Linked DNA regions of Homo sapiens: region 2 is linked to region 1. Evidence: read pairs that join two places in POLR2A ChIA-PET (ENCODE). Cell type or tissue: PC-3. All regions are shown on one strand. Links, peaks and the distances in the headings refer to the core of each region. The heading gives the core; the rest is flanking DNA.

What was found. Peaks named below come from ENCODE experiments on the same cell type or tissue, not always from the same donor. Only the 100,000 strongest peaks of a DNase experiment are listed, where the experiment ranks them.
Region 2: POLR2A ChIA-PET joins it to region 1 with 5 read pairs; 1 of 35 experiments calls an interaction of 5 or more read pairs at or near these places.

Annotation. Positions count from the first base shown.
Region 1 is chr3:87,307,386-87,315,607 of GRCh38, forward strand. No RefSeq gene overlaps it. Among named protein-coding and RNA genes, the nearest start is that of POU1F1, 35 kb to the left of the region's middle. In PC-3, for the core only: no CTCF peak of the experiment used is centred there; DNase peaks (open chromatin) are centred at 2,406 and 4,126; H3K27ac peaks cover 3,477 bases.
Region 2 is chr3:87,693,483-87,701,704 of GRCh38, forward strand. No RefSeq gene overlaps it. Among named protein-coding and RNA genes, the nearest start is that of HTR1F, 95 kb to the right of the region's middle. In PC-3, for the core only: no CTCF peak of the experiment used is centred there; a DNase peak (open chromatin) is centred at 3,319.

The DNA of each region.
Region 1 (8,222 bases), core at 1,478-6,477:
CTGAAACTAAGGCTTGCAGGCAGGTGGTTCATTGGGAAATGATTCCAGGGAATGTCAGCAAGAAATCCTGAGCAGAGTGAAGAGAGGAGGAAAAGCCAATCAGGGATGCCTTATGAAGTTGATCATCACTCTTGACACCTGGTGGTAGGCTCTAAATTAATTTATGAATGCATCTGAGAACTGTTAGCAAGGAAACGAAAGCTCTGCCATCCTCATTGGTCAAGGGAAGCCACACCAGTGTTAACTATCTTGAACTTTCAGGGTGCACATTTGTGGGCTCCCAAGTAGGTTCTCTTGAGGACAGGAAGTGAGAGTTATGTGACTTGAGCCCTAGTTACAAATCCTGTGTGGATCTGGTCATTATGGTAATGTCTAGAGGAATAGACGAAACCAAAAAGTTTCAAAATTATCCCAAGTAATTTGCCGTCATCAATAGAACATTATGTTGTACCCACTCTTTCACTATATGATTTCCTAGCTGACTGCCACTTTATACAATATTACTCCTGTCATAATTCTTTTAGATTTCTATATCCAGTTAATGACTGACTCTAGGATACTGGCCATTGTCTTGATCTCACCTCCATTCCCCTCCATTCTACCTTTACCACTAGAGGGCATATATTAGACTATGTTATTACTAATAATGGTAACATCTCTACTCTCTCTATGACACATCCAGCTTTCCATACCTCACCTACTATATTTTTGATAACTTAACTTCAACATTGCTTATGCCTCACAAGGACCTATAATCCATCGATACTTTGGATTGTTCCTCCATTTCTTGTGTTCTTATTCCCCATCTTACCCAAATGAACTTTCTTACGAAGTGTTCTAATTAGTCTCTGATATATGTCTTCAACTGTCTGTCCTCTCTCACATTTTGATGAAATCACACAGATAAAGCCACTCTTCCTAATCTGTGCATCCTCCCACACAGAGGGAAATCACAGGAGCAGGCTGAGTGGTCTCACTTAAACTCACCACCACCACCCTCAAGTAGGCTCTTAATGCTGCTCAGGAATCAAACATTTCCCTATCTCATTTACTCTCCCACTCTGGCAATGATTTCCCGTCATTTCCTCACTCCTCAAACTTCTAACACCTTTCTTATCTTCATTCTCTGCTAACCACCTTGTCTCCCATTTCACTAACAAAACACAAGCAATCGAAAAACTTCTAGGAGACCCCACTACCTCTTCTACTCTCTTCCCTGTATATTTTCCTGTGTACTCTACCCTCTCTCCAATTTCAGAGAACAAACTCCTCTTCTTGTAGTCTAAACTTTGTCACTTTTAACCTCTCAAAGTCAACTTGCAAACAGTACATTCAGGTTTTGTGGGGCCTGAGCTTATAAATTTTGGAGGCCTTCTTTAGGAAAGAGTACAAAATTATACATATAAAATTAGGTACAAATGTGAATATTTATTTAAGATAAATCTCCACATGCTTGAAATATAAAAAAAATTGGAAAATTCTATAAGAATCTTTAAATTAACAAAAATATATTTTTATTAATAGCCTAGTATGTTTCTATAATGCTTTTTTTCTTCTATATTTTGTTGCATACTTGTTGGTTGCCTTTGCATATGCCAAGAATAAATTTTAGAATAATTTAAATAGATTAGAGTGGAATAGAATGGTAATCCAGTCATTCTTTTAGTATTATTGATTTTGAATTTATTGTTAAAATTTTAGAGAATTTTATTTCAACTTCAATATTGGTAATGTCATGTGTATTTTTAAAGACTGTTGTCAAATTGGGGCAATATTAGTTTTTTTCACATATGAGTTATAAAATCTTACTCTTGTGAGTGACAACTTTTAAATACCTGTATTCTTTTAGTGGACAATAGTATCCAATTTTTTATGACATCATTATATTATAACTTGCATATTTCTTTATCAATGTCTTTATTTTGTGGTAAACTATCAAGAAACAAATGTTTTCAATGTGTTCATATGATTTATTTCTTCTTATAAATTTGAATATCAAGTAAGCTGAGTCTATTCATTAATTCCAGTAGAAAGTGTATACTTTCTTAATTATTCATTTTTATAAGATTAAAAATATTAAAGCAATTTGGCTTCTTTAATGTCAGAAATAACTTAGCTTGCCTTAATAGAGGAATATATAAAAAATGATTTTATTGGTACAATCATAATTTTACAGACTGTATTGTCATGTATATCCCAGACAGAATACTTGTGTTGTGACTAGTTATCAATGAAAAGCAAATTCTCTACCTCCAATTTTTAATATTTGATAATTTGAAGAATTTCCCAAAGACTAGTTTCTGATTCCACACATTGTAAACTTTTTCCTCATCCATTACTAACATAATTCAGGTACTGGGCATGGCAGGTCACTTTCATATTGAGATGTGGCCTCTGATCCTGCCAGGATGCCAGGTGAGTCAGCACTGTGGTAAGAGATAGGATTGCTGGAAGACATTGTACATGGAATCAGGCAGCAGTGACTGTCAACTACGAAAACATATCTTGCTAAACTCAAATCAAATGTATTCCCTAATTATATCTACCCCTAGACTAATCTGCCAAAATGTCGGTGACCACTCTGACACCACCTAACATGACTAGACGGGATGCTGAAGTGGGAAGAAATACTAGTCCTAATCATTTTGAGGCAGGATAGGTGGTCAAGGAAGTAGCCGTGTTCTCAGGATGTAGCAACCATGGTGACCATACAGCCAACACAGTAGGCCTAAGCATTCGCATTGTAATTGAGCTCATTCAAGCCATATGCACTTTGATTTTACCTGTCCTCAAAGTGACCCTTTTCTCTTTTTAATGGTAAAAAAAATCCCTGGGTGAAGATTTAAAATGCTAATGAACATGTGATATATGAACAAGCATGTACAGCTACTGCACATGTGTACCCAGGAGACCACTCAGAACATGCTTACTATAATACCTCTTTCCACCTCCTTATGGATGATCGTGTAAGACTCCTGTAAAGGTTGTCTCCTGGCCAGGCATAGTGGCTTACACCTGTAATCCCAGCACTTTAGGAGGCTGAGGTGGGAGGATCACAAGGTCAGGAGTTCAAGACCAGCCTGGTCAATATGGTGAAACCACGTGTCTACTAAAAATACAAAAATTAGCTGGGCGCGGTGGCATGTACCTGTAGTCCCAGCTACTAGGGAGGCTGAGGCAGAAGAATTGCTTGAAGCCTGGAGGCAGAGGTTGCAGTGAGCTGAGATTGTGCCACTGCACTCCAGCCTGGTGACAGAGTGACACTCGGTCTCAAAAAAAAAAAAAAAAAAAAAAAGAAAGGCTGTCTTCCTCATGCCTGTCTTTGCAGTCTCACCTTTATGAGCAGCTTGCCCTGCATTACCTCTCTCTGAGTACACAGTGTATACTGTCTATTCTGCACTTACTTTAAAAATATTTTTTTTCCTTTTTAATAAATTACTCTATCTTGCACTTCTTTTGCTGTGTGTCTCTTGTTTAAATTCTTTTAAATTAAGAAGACAAGAACTGAGGTTTCACATCAGCCATTAAAAATTTGTGTTTAAAATTTCCTTGCATTTGAAAATTTTGCAAGAGAACATACGACAATGTCAACCTATTGCTCGGGTACCTTTTATGGCCTTGGGAGTAGCCTGTGAAACTGAGGGTCCCTGAAACTTAAACTTCATTAGCTTTGTAGCACATCTGCCTATAATAACCAAGAATTTTGTTTCCAACAAAAATATTTCCCTACCTGAGGTTTTTCTCATCAGTAAACAAATATTCTTTTACATATATCATGAATAAAATGTCTTGACAATTCTTTGCTCTCACACTATCACCTCATTATTTTTCTTTCCTTTATAGTAAAACTATTTTTTAAACAGCAAAACTGTGTTGGATAAATTCACTCTAATTCCTCCCCGCCTAGGTTCTTCAAATTTGCTACATGCTTCCTTAATCTTTATCTCTCCTTTCAAACTGTTTTTGTCAATGTCACCAGTGAAGTAACCTCAAAATCCCACATTCACCCACTCTTACCTGCAGCTCCTGAAAACTTTCTCATCTCAGTTAATAGTGACTTCATTCTTCCACTTACTCAGGCCAAAATACTAGAGTCATCTCTGATTCATGGTTGCTCTCATAAAATTGTCAGAAAATCCTGTAGGCTCTCCCTTCCAGTACCTCTTGGTATAAGTCATCATCCTCTCTCACATAGAGTAATGCCACAGTCTCCTAAATGGTCAGTCTCTCTTCACTCTATTCTCAACAGTGCTGTTGGAGAATTTGAAACTATAAGCCAGGCCCATCTGCCGCTCAAAACACTTCCATAGCTTATACTTTTACTTGGAATATAAGCTGAAGTCTTTACAAAGGCTCTAAAAGCTCTTCCCAATCTGTCCATGGCCTTCCTGCCCTCATCTCTACTCCTCCTTTGCTCACTCAGCCTTCCTTGTTAGTTCTTGAACATCTGGGTGGGCTCCCAGGCAGGGCAGTTCCTCTATCTGCAGTGCTCTGGCTTGGACTATCCATGCTGCTGGGCCCTTCTCGCTTTCAGTCTTTACTCAAATTTTATCTTCTCAGTCATGCTTCCCTGATCATTTAAATTTAAATGATTTATTTAATTAAAATTTAATAAAATTAAATTTTAAAATTTAACGTTGCACTCTCTACAATTTTTCTATAGACTTCTGCTTTAGAAGTCTGTAGAACTAATAGCACTAATCTCTACTCATATTCTATAGATCATGATTATTCTGTTTATTATCTGTTGATCCCCTTGACTCCACCCCCACTTTCTAAGAACAGAAGCTCCAAGAAGGCAGGGTACTGCTGGAATGAAGAATATTGGCCAGTACACACACAAAAAGGCGCTCAGTAAAAATGTATTTGTTGAATACATGAAAGAACAAATGAAGGACTAAAACTTTCTCTTATATTTCTGATGTACCTCTCATCAGTAACATACAACTGGAATATTCTTTAACTCAGTATTAATTACTTATCTTTTTTTTTTTTTTTGAGAAGGAGTCTTGCTCTTTTGCCCAGGTTGGAGTGCAAGGGCGTAATCTCAGCTCACTGCAATCTCTGCCTCTGGGATTCAAGTGATTCTTTTGCCTCGGCCTCTGGAGGAGCTGGGATTACAGGCATGTGCCCCCATGCCTGGCTAATTTTTGTATTTTTAGTAGGGACGGGGTTTCACCATATTGGCCAGGCTGGTTTCGAACTCCTGACCTTAGGCGATCCACACGCCTTAGCTTCCCAAAGTGCTGGGATTACAGATGTGAGCCACCACACCCAGCTGACTTACTTATCTTTTAACTATCATGTTTTATTCATTTATAGTAATAGTAATTGATGGTATATTTTCGATTTTTTCTCCCATCTTAGTATTTTTGAAAATGTTGCTATTTCTACACATCTTTCACTTTTCTCCTTTCTTGTTTTCAATTGGATTGCTGAGGAATTTTTTCCCATTTCCAATTTTCCTCTCTACTAACTTGGAAACTATTGTCAACCAGCCTTAGAAGCATGGACTCTCTATTCATAGTTTAATTTGCTAGTCTAATAAATGGATTTTTTTATAGCTAAAGAAAGCACTAAGCTTCACCATATACCATTCTTCCTTGTCCATTTGTAAAGTTCAGAGGTATAATGACAAATTTTTTAAGTGCAACTTTTAAAACTAAACAAAATATCATACTCAAACATATCTCAGCACAAATGGAAACTTGAAAGGTGAAGCCCCCTAACTATATAGTTAGAGAACATGCCTACTGTTGACAAAAAGAGTCAAACACTGTAAAATATTTGAAGATATTTATTCTGAGACAAAGCCTGATTAATGGACCATGACATAGCCCTCAGGAGATCCTGAGAACATGTGCCCAAGGTGGTTGGGTCGCAACTTGGTTTTCTACATATTAGGGAGACATATGGCAACAATCAATACATGTAAGATGTACATTGGTTTGGTCCAGAAAGGCAGGACAACTGGAAGCCAGGGTTTCCAAGTCACAGGCAGATTCAAAAATTTTCTGATTGGCAATTGATTGAAAGAGTTATTATCTATAGAAAGGAATGTCTAGGTTACCATAAGGGATTATGGAGACCAAGGTTTTGTCATACAGATGAAGCCTCCCGGTAGCAGGATTCAGAGAGAATAGATTGTAAGTGTTTATTATCAGACTTAAAGAGTGTTCTGTCAGCAGTTCCAAAAGAGAAGAGGGTATAATGAGGTATGTCCAGCTCCCCCTTCCCATCACAGCCTGAACTAATTTTTCAGGTTAACTTTGGAATGCCCTTAGCTGAGAGGAGGGGTCCAGTCTGTTAAGATGGTTGAGGGGTAGGCAGTAACACTTTATTTTTGGTTTACACTACCTTAAGACAGTCTGACTGTACTGTAGAATTACTTCAGAAATGTTAAACAACACTGATGTCTGGGCCTCATTTCCACACAGTGAAATCATAACCCTCAGTGAGGAACAGACAGCAGGTAGCTCCAATGATTCTAATGTGTAGTCAGAGATGAGTGTCGCTGCCATGAATCATTCATATGCCTGAGCTGGCAACACCTGGCATTTTATATTCCAAATATCTTTACATACTATTCTCAATCTCTAACTTTCTATTTATAGCAGATAAAAATTCACAGATTCATATTTTCCACAAAGTTTTTCTTCTCACTATTTGAAATTCTTACTTATTAGAAATTATGTTGAATTGACAAACATTTTGTAAGTCAGATATCATCTAGAAAGTTACAAGCAGTGGTGTGTTGGTATTTAAACACTGATTTTCTCAAGGGGAAGAAGACTGATTTGTAGCATTTGCCAATTTCACTGGTGTAAATACTTCCACAATGACCAGTGTTAAGCTATCAACTAGCTGTCACTAATATTGGAATTAGGAAGAGAGGTGCACAGTTAGCTTTCATGAGCCTGTGAGCCTGCTCCAGGACACAATTGAGTGTAAGGTTTTCAATCACATTACAGAATGATAGATTCACCACCTCATTTCACAAATGAAGGATCCAACATGCAGAGGGTTTAAGTCACTTTTTCTAAATGAAACATTTACTTATGAGAATATTGGCAATTAATATTGAAGCAGAATGTGAGATGAAACTGTAAAATTATGTGAAAACACACACACATACATATTAATTAATAAAAATCCCAATTAACCTAACATTATGTATTGACTGACTTTCTTTTCTATTGCTAAGGTGTGATGTCTCTTCATTACTTAGTAAGTGCTTATATATAACAGGCATGTTCCTGGTTTACGTATTATGCTCCATTTTCTCTATTACTCTTCTTTAGATTAAAATTTGTTTTCACATTTACCAGGACATTCTGCCTCAATTCTCCTCTTTTGAAACTATGGCTTGGCTCTTTCTTACATATTTTTCCAGATATCTTTAAAATATTTTAAATTATTTTCAAATAAATTATTTATAATTTTGTTTAGAATTAACCAATTAAATATGTAATTAAGGAAAATTAATAGTTATTAAACATTAAGAATTTCCATCAGAGGAATTTTAATGCATTTATTATTTTTGTTGTTATTAGGAGTCAGTTTTCTTTCTTCATTTAAAAGTAAATAAAAGATTTTCATAGAAAAATTATTAATTCTGTTTCTTGGCCAATTATATTTTCAAGATATGAAAACATATAAATACAATAAACTATGCCATATATATGTACACAACCATACAAATACATATATATATACACATTTGATCCTCATTCTCAAGTTGCATATTTGTGAATTTGCATGCTCACTAAAATTTATTTGTAACCCCACAATCAATACTCCGGGTGCTTTAATGGTCATTCAATGTCAGTTGTGACTATGTACGGAGCAGCAAAAACTTTGAGTCACCCCCACTGATGCACATTCCCAGCGAGGTCAAACAAGGTGATGCTTCACCTTCTTGTTTCAACTGTTTACCTTAAGAAGTGCCCTTTCTGTGGTCCATTTAGTGCTGTTCTTTAACGATTTTTTGTGCTTTTTGTTTGTGATTTTTGGTTTAAAATGGCTTCTAAGTATAGGGCTGTAGCCTACTGTCCCTAAGCACAAGAAGGCTTAATGTGTCGTAAGGAGGAGAAAATATGTGTGTTAGATAAGCTTCGTTTGGGTGTGTGTTATAGTGCTGTTGACCTTGCGTTCAACATCGATGAATCAACAATACGGTATATCCAGGAAAGGGGAGAAGAAATTCGTTGATTTATATCTGA
Region 2 (8,222 bases), core at 1,162-6,161, 390 kb after region 1:
ACATGAATGACATAAAATTAAGGAGATGACCAAAGAATTTAAGGCAATGACAAAAGAAAAAAATTTGAATTTCCATTTTAATACTCAAGTCTGATGTTCTTAAAGTTGAGTGAGGCCATCAAAAATGAAAAAAAAAAAATCCCCATCTTGTTTGATTTTACTTTTTTTCATTTCAGTAACTTAAAGCAAAGATTAAAATCTGCCTTATTTTTTTAAAATGACATCAAATGTCCTCTTATCAGAAAACCATTATCTGCTCACTTAATATCTGAAGGTGATAATCAATCAATTTATCACCAGGTGATAAGGTAGCCCTTATTACTGAGTCTAGATATGGTGGGTTCTGACTACTTATAGAATTATTACATAACTTCAACCAAATACTTATAAAAACTTGTGTTAATTAAACCTAGCACTAGTAATTAATTACCAATAGATTTTAATAAATAAACAAATTCAAAATATCATAATAAAAGCCTATGGAATATTCAAAGCAATAAAGGCATTCTATGATAATTAGATCTTTAACTATGGGTATTACACTTAAAATTATTTTTAAATTTTTATTTATCCTTTATGTTCCAAACGCCACTGCCACCCCAAATCCAGAAAATTGCATTTGTTTTTCTGTTCTTCAATTTTCATAAAGGAATAAAATGTAATAACTGTTACATATTACATTTGTACATATCAATATACAAAGATATATTGTATATCTTTCCTAAAATTTATTATAATAATTTTGGGGGGTAAATCTATTCTCCTTTGCATTTTAAGCACATATTTTTCAGATGAATCATTATAGTTTAAATTGTGCATCTAGCTATTACAGTTAAATGTCCATAATTCCCAAAATAAGTTCCAAAGAGTTCCTTAGGAAATGATCTAATTTGACATTCACTCAGAAATTAATCTCTGTGAGTGGTAACTCTCCTTCAGTTAACAATAAAATAGCCTACTGAATTTATTGCGTTTGATTTTGTAAACTGAAAACAAAGGCTGTCCTATAAGCTATACAATTTAAATAACTAGTTTTCCAAATGCCAGTTATTTGCATAATGCTAATAGTACATAATAGATGCACAAAACTTTCAGCTAATATGTGATGTTAATGAGAAATCACTTAACAATAAATTTCTTATTTAAATATCAGTTACTAACATTCATGCTGACAAGATAGAGACCAGTATGAAAAAATACCCTTAAGTATTCAATAAAGAAATCAAAATGTGTTATTTCAATGGTTTGCAGCTTGTTTCTGTCAAGAATAACTGATAATCAGGATAGTGCCAGAAGAAGGGTTCAATTTTCAAGAAGTTGCACCTGTGATTTCAGCTGCTGCAGGTCAATGGCAGACACTCAAGCTGAAATTACAGAAGCTATAAAACTGTTGACAGCAGAACTCAATTTTATTGTCCTCACATTCCAAGCGAGTACATCAGGAATAGGGTTAACCAGTTGCATTCCAGACTGTAGACACCGCTGCTTTACAGAAAGCCATAATTTTTTTGACACTCCTTTTAATATTTGACATTAATTTTTATTTGAATTATAATAGCTATCTTTAATTAAGTACTTATTATATGTCAGGCATCTTACCAGATTTTTATATATTATTTATGATTCACAGATAAACCGAAGCTCACAAGAGATAGTCTGCCCACCTTTCCAGCTACACAGTGATTTGAATTGGCCTGGTTGATTTGAAACCACATTATGCTGTAACCCTCTCCTCATAAGATGCTCCCTCAGAACAGCAGCAATGGCATCACTTGAGACCTTTTAGAAATGCAGAAACTCAGGTATTACCCGAGGTAAAATGAACAAAATCTGCACTTTAACAAGATCCTCACATAAGCCATATGCTCATGCCACTAAAGAAGTACTGCAGGCTGGAGCGGTGGCTCATGCCTGTAATCCCAGCACTTTGGGAGGCCAAGGTGGCTGGATCATTTGACGTCAGGAGTTCAAGACCAGCCTGGCCAATGTGGTGAAACCATGTCTCTACTAAAAATACAAAAATTAGGCAGGTGGTAGTGGCGTGTACCTGTAATCCCAGCTACTCAGGAGGCTGAGGCAGGAGAATTGCTTGAGCCTGGGAGGCAGAGGTTGTGGTGTCACCAGACTGCACTCCAGTCTAGGTGACAGAGTGAGACCCTGTCTCAAAAAAAAAAAAAAAAAAAAAAAGTACTGCACAACACTATTTCATTGAAAGCAATTTAAATGACCCTTATGGAGCTTCTGTATCCTGCCAGTGAATTAAAATCAGTGACCTACTTGCAAACATATACAAACATACCATTCACACTTTCAGTAATATGCAAACTAAGAAGGAGGGCTTGAGAAAAGCAGCATTCTGGAAAGCATTGCTAGGAAGTAAAGGATATCAGATTTGTCCTACCCGAATTCAAAGATATTTCATAATTTAGTGTCCAAATCACAACCATATTGTTTTCTTAGCAAAAATAATTACAGTAACTGTCATGTTTTATTTAAAAATCAATTAAATTTATCATTTGTTTATTCACTCAACCATTTAATGAGAATTTGCTGAATGTTTACAGAGTTGTTCGCAAATTCTAGCTGGCATCAGAAGTACCAGGAGGGCTTGTTCAACCACAAATTGTTAGGCCCCCCACCCCAGAGCTTCTGATTCTGTGAATTTCTAACAAGTATGCAGACTGTGCTAATGATACTACTCCAGGCAGTACTCTTGAAAGCCACTGACTCTGAATATACTAGCCATTATACTATTTTGGAAACTATAATGAATTTGATAGTATTTTTTTCCCTAGAAACTTACATACTATTGGGCAACTACAATGACTACTGTCAAGTTCACGGCCACACCAAAGGTCAAGCTGAGGTCCAGAGGGAGTGAGTGAATGAGCAGAATGAACACTCGAGGGACACAGGCAGGTGAAAGATGATTTTATTCAGCAGCAGCTCTCATCAACAGCTTTCTCTCACACTGTCTGCCCTGTCTCGGCTGCTTAGTCTGGTGGCCTCCACACACAGCTGTGCAGTTGGCTCTCCCTTGCCTTCAGGGCCAGCAGCTTAACTCTTTTTCTCTCTGAGCACGAGCAAGCCGAGCTTGTCCTGGCTCTCCATTGTCTGTCTGCAAAGATGGACATCTCTGGCTTTCTCTCTCTTTCTCTGGGTGCCAGCAGCCTACACAGTGTCAACAGGGCAATTAGAGCTTTCATAGACAATAGTGGCTTAGAGTCAAGTGATGGCCTTCCCTATGTTATGGCTATGGTGGTGAGCTTCTCTATGTTATGTCTAGATGGCTATGATAACAAATGGAGTCATACACCTGCACTCTAAACTTGCTGAGTCACACAGGATGTAAACATCTACCTTGGCCTATCCTTGACCAAAGCACAGCCATGTTCTTTATAACTACGTAAATATGTGTGAGTTAGAAAATGATCATCAAAAAAGGTACAAAATTAATACTACAGGTATTCAAAATGCAGATACATTATTTCTAGCTACAAGATTCAAGTGAAATTTCAAATAATAATGGAAGAAAAATGAAAAAAATGAATTGAAATTTGGGGAGGAGTCAATGTTGTGCTTTTAACAAACTGTGGATACAATCTGGACTTTTAGAATTTTATGGGCAAGGCATTCTTTGGATTAAGAATCACTGAATATAATTTAAGATACAGAAACACAAAAAATTAAGATTGACAGCTGCTTGATCTAGCAATGTTCGATAATTGGAAAATAGAAACTAAGGTTGGAAATAGTACAGGGTGAAATTAAGTACACTGGGCATTTATTATAAATAATGAGATGCTAGTTAAATATTTTAACAGAGCAGAGTTATAATCAGTTCTGGATTTTAGGAAGTTTTATCTGCAAATTATCATAGCTAAATTCCTGTAGCTAGTTTGTGATAGAGGTAGGATTTTAAGCAGTGATGTTTTATTATTTCTCCAAATTTATTATTTCCATTCCTCCATTTTGAAAATGTTTTAGGAAAGGGGAAAAATGATAAAATAGCAGTAAAGCAGGATGAAGAGATGGATGAATGGATATGTAGGTAGATGGATAAATGTGGAGATGGGCATATATATACATATGGATAGATCAATAGAGATAGAAAGATTAAAAAGGAGATAGAAAAGAAGATTAAGTTTGAAGGAGAGAAAATGAAAAGGAAAAATGAAAGAGGGAAACTTGATGGTATACAATATTTTTAAAAGGAAGGAAAGAAAATCAGTGCCACAAGTGGCCAGCTGAGCTATGGGAAAAAATGTTGCTTATTCCCCCACTGTAATAGATGGAAAAGCAGAAGAGTTAAGTGAAGATATAGAGCAAAAAGGTACACAAAAACTTCCTATAAGAGTGTTTATCTGAAAGAGCTTCTTCCCAATAAAGTATAACAGAACAGAAGGACTTTTGGAAAGGGTATGTAGGAAAGTGTCAAGATTAAAAGATGGAGGAATTTGGAGAGTTTAGAATAGAGATGTTTTCAATAGAAGAGTTCTACTAGGATTCATTCACATTATTTTTGTATTCCAAATGAGGAGTTTTATTCCTATAAATCAGACATTACATTAAAATATTACCTTCTAATAGGGCCATTCCATATTTCCTTGTAAAATACCCACCACCTTGTCTCCCCAATTCACATCATCCTGTTTTATCACACCCTGTATTTAAAATTATCTTGTTTATTTACACGCTCATTTCCTACCTCCCTACCATCCTTAATTTATAAAATCCAGAAGAGTAGATACCTTGCCTATCTTTCTTACTGCATATCCCCATTGTCTAGAACAATGTCTGGTAGGGGCTATGAGCCCAAACAATAGTTGTTGAATGAATACTACTTTATGACTTTGCCACATAATTCAGCAATTCCAGTAAAGCATACTCAAGTTGGAGATATGAATAACCGAGATCTAGAGAGTGGCATAATAGTGTGGATAAAATTTAAAAGCAAAAACAAAAAGTGGTTATTCAGAGTACAAGAGATACGTCATAGAACTGCCTGATGTAGGTGCTAGATTTAGCCAGCTAGGGACCCTAGAAGCAAAATACTGAAATAAAGTTAGGTGAGAGAATAGATATGAAAGTTACATCTTGAGAAATGATTCTCAAAGTGTGGTCCAGGTTCAGCAGGATCAACATCACCTGGACAATTGTAAGAAATTCAAATTATCATCCCCACCTGAGAAATACTGAATCAGAGACACCGGGGCTCAGTGTATTTTAACAAGCTGTTCAGCTGCTTCTAAGCCAGGTGAAGTTTGAGAACCACTGCTTTGGCAGTGAGGATAGGCATACCTTGTTTTATTGCATTTCACTTTATTGCTTTCTGCATATATTGCATTTTTCACAAATTGGAGGTTTGTGGCAACCCTGCATCAGGCAAGTCAATGGGTATCATTTTTCCAACAGCATGTGCTCATTTTGTGTCTCCATGTCACATTTTGGTCATTCCAGTAATATTTCAAATTTTTATTATTATTATATCTGTTATGGTGATCTGTGACCAGTGATCTTCAATGTTACTATTGTAATTGTTTTGGGGTGCCAAAAATGCACACATATAAGATGCCAAACTTAACAAATAAATACTGTGTGTGTTCTGACTGCTCCACTGACCAGTCATGCCCCCATCTCTCTCCCTCTCATAGAGTCACCCTCTTCCCCGAAATGCAACAATATTAAAATTAGACCAGTGAAAATCCTACAATGGTCTCTAATTTTTGGAATGAAAAGAAGAGTTTCCTGTCTCTAGCTTTCCAGGTGTGGTGGCATGCACCTGTAATCCCAGCTACTAGGGAGGCTGAGGCAGGATAATTTCTTGAACCCAGGAGGCGGAGGTTGCCATAAGCAGAGATCGTGCCACTGCACTCCAGCCTGGATGACAGAGTGAGACTCCATCCCCCACAAAAAAAGCTAGAAAGGATGAAGCTTAGTGAGGAAGGTGTGTCAAAGGCAGAGATAGGCTGACAGCTAAGCCTCTTGCACCAAACTCTTGGCCAAGTTGTGAATGCAAAGGAAAAGTTTAAGGAAATGAAAAGTGCTGCTCCAGTGAATACACGAGTGATAAGAAAGCAAAATCATCATATTGCTTATATGGAGAAAGTTTTAGTGGTCTGGATAGAAGATCCAACCAGCCACAACACACCCTTAAGCCAAAGCCTAATCCAAAGCAAGGCCCCAACTCTTCAATTCTATGAAGGCTGAGAGGTAAGAAAGCTGCAGAAGAAAAATTTGAAGCCAGCAGAGGTTGGTTCATGAGGTTTAAGAAAAGAAGCTCTATCCATAAAATAAAAGTGCAAGATGAAGCAGCAAGTTATGATGGAGAAGCTACAGCAAGTTATTTAGAAGATCTAGTTAAGATTATTGATGAAGGTGGCACACTAAACAACAAACTTTCAGTGTAGATGAGACATGTATTGGAAGAAGATGCCTGTATACATGAATAATATTCTATGGAAAGTTTATATTTTACAAGTCTCCCTCCACTGGAGGGACTCAGGACAAAATTAGAGTTTATGGAAGACAGAATTTGTACATCAAAAAAGTAGGGCTTAGACTGTTTTATTACTGAGTTATCTTCCAATTTTGAAAGACAATGATTCTAAAAGCCTTTACTCCACATTTAGCCCACTGTAGATAAATACTTAAAATGAAATTTCTTCAAATCTATTCTTTTTATTAGAAAATAATTTAATTTTCTCTAAATTGCAGTCATCTCCATTAGCTAAGAACTGACAATTGAAGGGTTGAACACAACTGCTCTTATTGCATTAACATGGAGACAAGCATCACTTATCTCTACATATTACCTGGTTCTGTTTAAGGAAAATTTGTGCAGGGACTCCAATTTTTCACTTAAAAATTGCAAAAAATAATACTCTGTAATGTTCCATAACAAAAGAAAAAATCAAACTAAATGAAAATAAAAATATTAGCCTAATATGTGGAAATCAGAAATAGGTTTCCAGGATCTCACATAACGCACATTGAGAGTTTTATTAGAATCCTCTGCCAATGAAGTATTGCTTTGCTGTTCAAAATAAATGCTGTAACAGCTTTCCAAATCATCTACATTGCCACCACAGACAATATCTTTGCCAGCCACATCAAACTAACTGGAAAAAAACATAAACAAGTACCAAAATGCATTCGCTAATGAATTATCTTAGGGGAGACCCCCAGAGAGAGCAGCAAAGTAAAATTTAAATTGGTGTCGTGACTGAGGTAGACAACTAGACAGCTGGGAATTATAGTTTGGAAGTGTCAGATAGTGATAGAAACCAAGTGAGCATTCTAATGATCTAATGAGAGACAGACTAAGATTGGGTCAAAGACAAGGTGCCAAAAACTGACAGAAAAGCTTCATTGGGTGTAAATAATTGAGATAAGTAAGTAATTCTATGAAGTTTCATGGTCAGATGCAGATACTTTTCATTTGGTTATTCTGTGACGTTCACTTATGGCAGAACTACATGATCCTAAAACACTTAAATTTACCAAATACAGATAATCCAAATTATCTGGGACTTCCTCCATCTTGCTTTGAGGCAAGAACCACTTTCTCATATTGTTTTTGGAAATGGGAGGATTGATTTTCATAAGAGAGGGTTTGGGTTTATCAGAGCTGGTCCTACAGTCTTTGTCCAGAATGTGTTGGTAAGTTTAAAACAATAAGGTCCTCAGAAAATGAAGGCCTGAGCTGGAAACAGAGTAAAAACATGACTCTTTGTGTATACTCAGGTGTTTGCTACATAAACCTGGATTAACGTACATTTGTCAGAAAGTTTAATAGATATCAATTTGACCTTACTATTCTGCAAATAAGTTATAATAAAAACACAAATAGTATATTTAGGATCTATCATTTGGCTATGTAGAAGGTTGAAAACAATGTCTTCTACGTAAGTATTTCATAGTTTTTAAAGTTAAGACTTGTTAATCATGTACTCACCAACTGTGAGATTTACAATATACATAGCACGCTTTTGTGGCTTTATACCCACACAAAATCAGATTCTTTAATACTTGTTTTCAATTGGTATACCTATCTATAACAAAAATTATGTAATTGCCTTTCCAATATAATTATCTTTGAAAAACATCTGCTCAACCAAATTTTTGCTCTCAAAGAACATATTTTTGTTGTTGTTTCAATTATGAAACTTTCTTCACATATTGGAGTCATGACTATTATGACAATTTGCAATCCTCACTAT